2 separate regions of the Mus musculus genome follow, and region 2 is linked to region 1. Evidence: chromatin contacts called from ENCODE Hi-C or POLR2A ChIA-PET data. All regions are on one chromosome and are shown on one strand. The core of a region is the stretch at or near the end of the contact, and the rest is flanking DNA. Distances in the headings are between cores, read along the strand shown. Region 1 overlaps Shb (src homology 2 domain-containing transforming protein B). Region 2 overlaps Shb (src homology 2 domain-containing transforming protein B).

What was found. Hi-C counts contacts between places; a loop is a spot of excess contacts on that map. ChIA-PET counts read pairs that join two places held with the same protein, here RNA polymerase II (POLR2A).
Region 2: POLR2A ChIA-PET joins it to region 1 with 10 read pairs in Patski. The contact joins two enhancer-like sites. A Hi-C loop is called at or near these places in 1 of 37 maps with a recorded cell type or tissue (Patski). POLR2A ChIA-PET finds 5 or more read pairs at or near these places in 3 of 5 experiments (Patski and embryonic stem cell).

The regions. Positions count from the first base shown.
Region 1 is chr4:45,451,350-45,454,068 of GRCm38, reverse strand. All of the region lies in intron 3 of Shb (src homology 2 domain-containing transforming protein B), which reads left to right. Among named protein-coding and RNA genes, the nearest start is that of Gm46852, 43 kb to the right of the region's middle. Within about 2 kb of position 1,433, at least 1 of the 3 ENCODE cell types and tissues checked has a DNase peak (open chromatin) inside an H3K27ac peak, as active enhancers do.
Region 2 is chr4:45,499,178-45,501,877 of GRCm38, reverse strand. The region is part of intron 1 of Shb (src homology 2 domain-containing transforming protein B); the gene reads left to right. Among named protein-coding and RNA genes, the nearest start is that of Shb, 30 kb to the left of the region's middle. Within about 2 kb of position 1,382, at least 1 of the 3 ENCODE cell types and tissues checked has a DNase peak (open chromatin) inside an H3K27ac peak, as active enhancers do.

The sequences.
Region 1 (2,719 bases), core at 184-2,683:
ACAGGTGAGAGTCATCCGAGGCAGCTCAGTTGGCTGAGTTATTTAAAAGAACCCCAGTATGGTAAGAGGGGAAGAAGGAATGGACAGGAAGCCAGCTTTTATTGAGCAGTGGTTACGAACCTGGTTTGAATTAACCCTGTCAAGCCCTGCCGTGTGGGTGTTGTTTCACTGTGGTAACATAAATGAACGTACTGAAACTCAGACAGTCAGCAGCTCACCTGCAGTCCCATAGCAGTGAACTTGGGCCCATCTGAATGAACAGTATCTTCACCACCCACCACCGTTGCATTGGCCTCATTTGAACCTGGTACAGGGTAGCTTGGGAGATCCCTGAGGTGGAAGCAATTGCTCCATTTGCTCTTTGGCCTTAGCATTGGTCTGGTCATTGCCCCCACAGCTGCAGATACCTTGAAGTTAGTACCCTGGTGCTGTGTGCTCTGGGCATGGCTCACACTTCCTGCTCCTTGTGCCTCCTTGGGGACCCAGAGTCTGCAGAGGGTCCCACAGGGAGTCTCAAACCTGGCCACAGCGCTCTCCACACTCCAGCCCTGTGCTGCCTCACAACAGGCTCTCTAGAGTTCCAGAATGCCTCCTGTCTCCTTCATGGCCTCCCAGAATGCCTTGGGCCTGTGAGGAAATTAACAATTGTGTTTGTAGGGGAAGCTCTTTGCTGTGTAATGAGTAACAGCCGTAATTAATGTTTAACATGCAGGTCTACCAAAGGAAGTGTGGGGGCAGGGTTAGAGCTGTAGGGACCTCTCTCTCCTTTGGCTAGATATTATTGAGGGACAGGTTTCTCTGGTTGGTTTTTCTGTCTGACATATTAATGAGTTCATTTATTAGTCTTAAGAAACCGAAAGCACCAGCTCCATTACGTGCTGTTAGAAGGGTCTCTGCAAACGTCTTCTTTTCCTGTGTGGAATTCAGTGAGTGGCTTTGCCCTTCGGCTCGGCAGGTCAGAGATCTCCATGGGGATGGAGACTGTAAGCCGCATGAGGTCAAAGCTCCGCCTGCCCTGTGCACAGATGGGGCCTTACCCAGCTTCAAGCCTGGTGCCCAGTGAGTGCTGGGAAGTTTGTAGTTACTGAGTCAGGCCTGGCCACACAAGTCCCACCCACGCTCTCTTCCAGGCTAGGCTCTGCCAGTGGCCGTGTGGCAGCAGGTACTTGGTGCTCACATCTGTCCTCTTGTGTGTTGGACATCTGTCTCCTGGCCACATGAGGCCAAAGGAGTCCTCAGTGGGAGGTTACTTTCGTGTGGCCAGTGGCCAGACCTCCTCCCTTCCTGCCTATGTCTGAATTCCCTCTAAGAAACTGAAAGTGTGTCCTTCCTGTCTGTGGAGGAAGCCACTGCCCTGAGCCTTGTGAGAGCTGTGTTTGTGGCCAGCACTGGCTTGTCTCTCCCTTCCTCATTGTCTGCAGTGGGCAGTGCATGGACACACACAGTGGGCGGGCGCTTCCTCCAGTGCAGAGCCTGCTCTTAGGACCAGCAGATGGAGGAGTAATCACTTTCTCCAGGCTCTGGGAGGCTCGTGGGTGTCTGCAGGTGAAAAGGTTACAGATCACAGAGGGCCTCAGCCTTGAGCGATTCCCAGTAACAGGTGACAGGTGAGCCCCTGGAAGGAATCAGGTGCTGGGGCCATGGGTCTGGATTCAAAGCTGCCGTTTGCTGACAGTGACATATTGTCTGTGTCTTCTCACCTGCAGGTTGAGGGTGGCACTAGGCACTAAATGGTAGGTGGTGGCTGTTGTTACTGCTGTGGGCTCTGATATCTGTTGCCCTGTAAGGAGATGTGTGCCGACCTTGACTACGCCTGAGGAGACCCTGGTTCTAGCGCCATAGTTCTCAGCTAGGGAATAAGCTGTGGTGGAAAAGATGGCCACTCTCAGGTGTGGAACCCTCGGTGCTCCATAGGTCTTCTGCGGTCAGCACTCAGCTCTGCTGTCCGTGTTTTCTCTGGGGACACAGTCACAGATGAAAGGACAGAGGTGAGCACTGCCATCCTGTATTCACCGTCCCAGGCTAGGCAGAGCCATGTAATTGGTGTTCTGGAACCATTGAGGCTCAAGGCCTGCCTCTGAGCCTTTCAGAGTCACCAGCCCCCACTCTTCTTGTCTTCACACATCCTGTGAGGCAGCAGAAGTACCCCAGAGGCCTCTTCTTGATCCTGCAATTGCAAACCTGTGTGAGGCTATTTCCTAAGAGTCTTGCAAAAGAAGGGCTGAGGGGCGCACTGGAGAGTAGAGGGTCCTTTGCTCTGTGGGGCTCCGTCTTGGCATCTGTGGGGTGTGGGTTCTCAGAGTCAGTGGCTTAGTGTATATGCAGGTTTGGAACACTGCAGCTGAGGGTGTGCCACCGCAGAAGGGAAGTTTTAGTCACGCACACGTGCTAACTACCTTGGGGTAGGTAGTCCACCCCACCTCCAAAACCAGTGTACAGTCTCCCCTCCTCAACATGCTGACACCCACCTGGCTCTCGGTGGCATCTGGCATTGTATGCAGAGCCCTGCATGAAAGGTGCCTGCACAGGTTGGCATCCGGCATTGTATTCAGAGCCCTGCATGAAAGGTGCCTGCACAGGTTGGCTCACCTTCTGTCTCTCTCAGAGTAGTAGGACATCAGTGAACAAGCCACAGACAGACCCATAACTGTCGCAGCCCCTCCTGTGCATCCCATACTGTTTCCTGAGAAGGCTGGTCCTAACTCCTGGTTTATCACTG
Region 2 (2,700 bases), core at 133-2,632, 48 kb before region 1:
ACAGAAGTGGTGCAGAGAGATTTGTCACTGAGCCACTCTGTTTGGCGCTCCAAAATGGCTGATGTGTCTACAAGAAGACCCGTGGGTATTCCTGCTTCATTTCAGTAAATGGGCAAGCAGGCCACCCATCAGGATGTTGGGGGCTCATTCAGCTCTTTGGAGGATGCTGCTTTGAGTCATGGCTTGACCCTCACAGGCCCGCCCACTCCCCCTCCTAACTCCCAAGGGGCTGGCACCTTTTGTCTCCACTACAAATATGGTGACTTGTAACCCAACTGGGTTCAACTCTTAGCTCCAAGAAAAGTGAGTTGACTCTACCTTGCTGTTGTTCCCTTTTCTTGGTAGCTCTGCCTAGAAAATGTAGCCTCTTCCCCCTCTTGTCAAAAACACGGAATACCAAAAACAAGTGTGCTCACTGGGTACCTGCCGCTTCATAAGAATACCTTCTCAGCAAGCCGGGCCGAGGATGCCCGAGGTGACTGTGTAAGGACTAGATGACATCTGTTCAGAGCAGCTCACCTTGTCTTGTGCCTGGGACTTGACCTGGCTTGGCAGCAGGGAATGAAGGAAGAGTAGACATGTGTAGAAAAGCTGCGGTCAGCTGGCCATACTGGCTCTGGGCGAGTAGCACCAACCCTAGGACAACCAGGAACCTCAGTGTTTCCATCTTGTATAGCACTAGGGAGGGCTTCACTCCTCTCTGTTGGAGGTCCTTATAGGGGAGCAGCCTAGGGGGAGAAAGCTGAGGTTATTAATATTTGTCCAACCCACCAATATTAGTGCTTGAACCAGTGGAGAGCTTTGTCACTCTGCTTCACCCTGCCTGTACAGGGACGGCTTGGCCGTATCCACGGGTCTGAGGCATTGGGTGTGGCTGTGTATCTCAAACATACATATCCACTCAGGACTCAGTCCTCCGAACTCAGCTCACTCAGGGAGGGAGGCAAGTTCCCGGTTCCCTTCTGGCTTTTATTCCCTCCTCTGTTCAGAGGACATTTTTTGTGGAAAGGTTTGGGGATCAGGAGAGGAGGTCCAGTGGCCTCTTTCACGGGATACTGTGAGTGGCATCATATCATTCACAGCCTCTAAGGTTGAGGCCCGTGTCAGTGTACTGCTGTGGGCGGGGCCGTGGGGTTCCTAGGCAGGATGAGCCTAGTGTAGAGATGGAGGGAGGTGAGAGCTAGAAGCCAGCAGCCTGTTAGCACAGGCCACAGGAGGAAGCCCTGCTTCCCCAGGTGTGGCCCCGGCAGGTGGCAGGTGTGTGAAGTAAGTCACAAGGGCTGCTGCTGTCTGAGGAAGAGAGACTTCCAGTACTGGCTGACGAGGGAGTGTTAGGGCCGCCCTTGCCTAGGGTTGGCACATCTGAGCCAAATTGGCAGAGCGTCCTCCTCCTCTTCCTGTCAAGCCTTCCTTTGGAGATTTCCTGTTACTGGGAAAAAGTGGGTGGCATGGGAGAGCCAGCACTGGGGGTGACGCATCTGCTCAGAGGTTAGGTTGGTGAACTAAGATGATATCGGAAACCCAGCTCCAAGAGCCCGGCCCTCGGGAGGTGCTCCCTCAGCAATACCCCTATGGCTGCTTCCCACGCTCTTTGTGCCTTCAAGGTCTGGTCTGAGGTTCCAGTGTCCTCGCACTAGTGGTTTAGGGAACCCCGTGAGCCAAGCCTGGTCTCAGCAGAGAGGAGCAGGTGTTGGATAGTTGTCTTATCAACAAGACCTCATCCCTTCCTTAGCTCCCAGTTTACCTAGCAAGACCACTGTAAAAGACTGCACTTTTCTTTTTTTTTTTTAGATTGATAAGCCTGGTGTTCAGCTCAGCATACCTCTTTAAGGATGAGATGTGTCCTGTGGCTGGTGAATTATGGCCTGTTTGGAAGGAGATTTTACGATGTGCATTAATAAATACGAGCTGTTCTGGGCCTGACTCACGGAGCTCTTCTCTGAAAATTGTGATGGTGCTTTCTAGAGACAATTCAGGGGGAGTCCAGGAGAAGCCCTGGGGAGAGGACTGGCCCAGGCCAGGACCTTAGTTAGACACACACCATTACTGTGGAATCCACACAGTCATTGCCTTGCTGTGCTGCGTCCCAAAGGCTTGGTGGTGTCCGCGGAACCACAGACATGAAAAGCTGGGCGGGCGGCCTGAACTTTGATTTGTGCTTCGACTTTGTTCTTTTTTAAAATGACATCTGTCCCCCGCTGATGGGGAAACGGGCACTGGATGTGTAATTTAGCAAATGCTGCCGAGCTGGGGAGAAGAGGCCATTAGGAATGTGAGCCTGGGTGGTGGTAGCACACACATTTAACCCCAGCACTTGGGAGGCAAGTGGATCTCTGTAAGTTTGAGGCCAACCTGGTCTACACAGTTAGTTCCAGGACAGCGAGGGATACCAAAGAGAAAGAGAAACAAACAACAAAAAGCCCCAAGAGCTCCAAGGGAACTTCTGGGTGTGGAAGCCAATCAGAATCAGCTGCATGGATTGCGGGACCGCCCCCTCCCAAAGTAATGTAAATCACGTCATTAAAGAATTACTGAGAGCTGGGAGTGTAGCTGAGAGAAGTAGCCCATGCTTAACACTTGGGAGGCCCTGGGTTCAATCCTTTATGCTAAAGGGAAAGAACTTTCAAATCAGTGACAGAAAGACATTAATTCAAGCCCTGGCCTATGTGACTGCACAAGCCACATGTCATGACGTTGTCC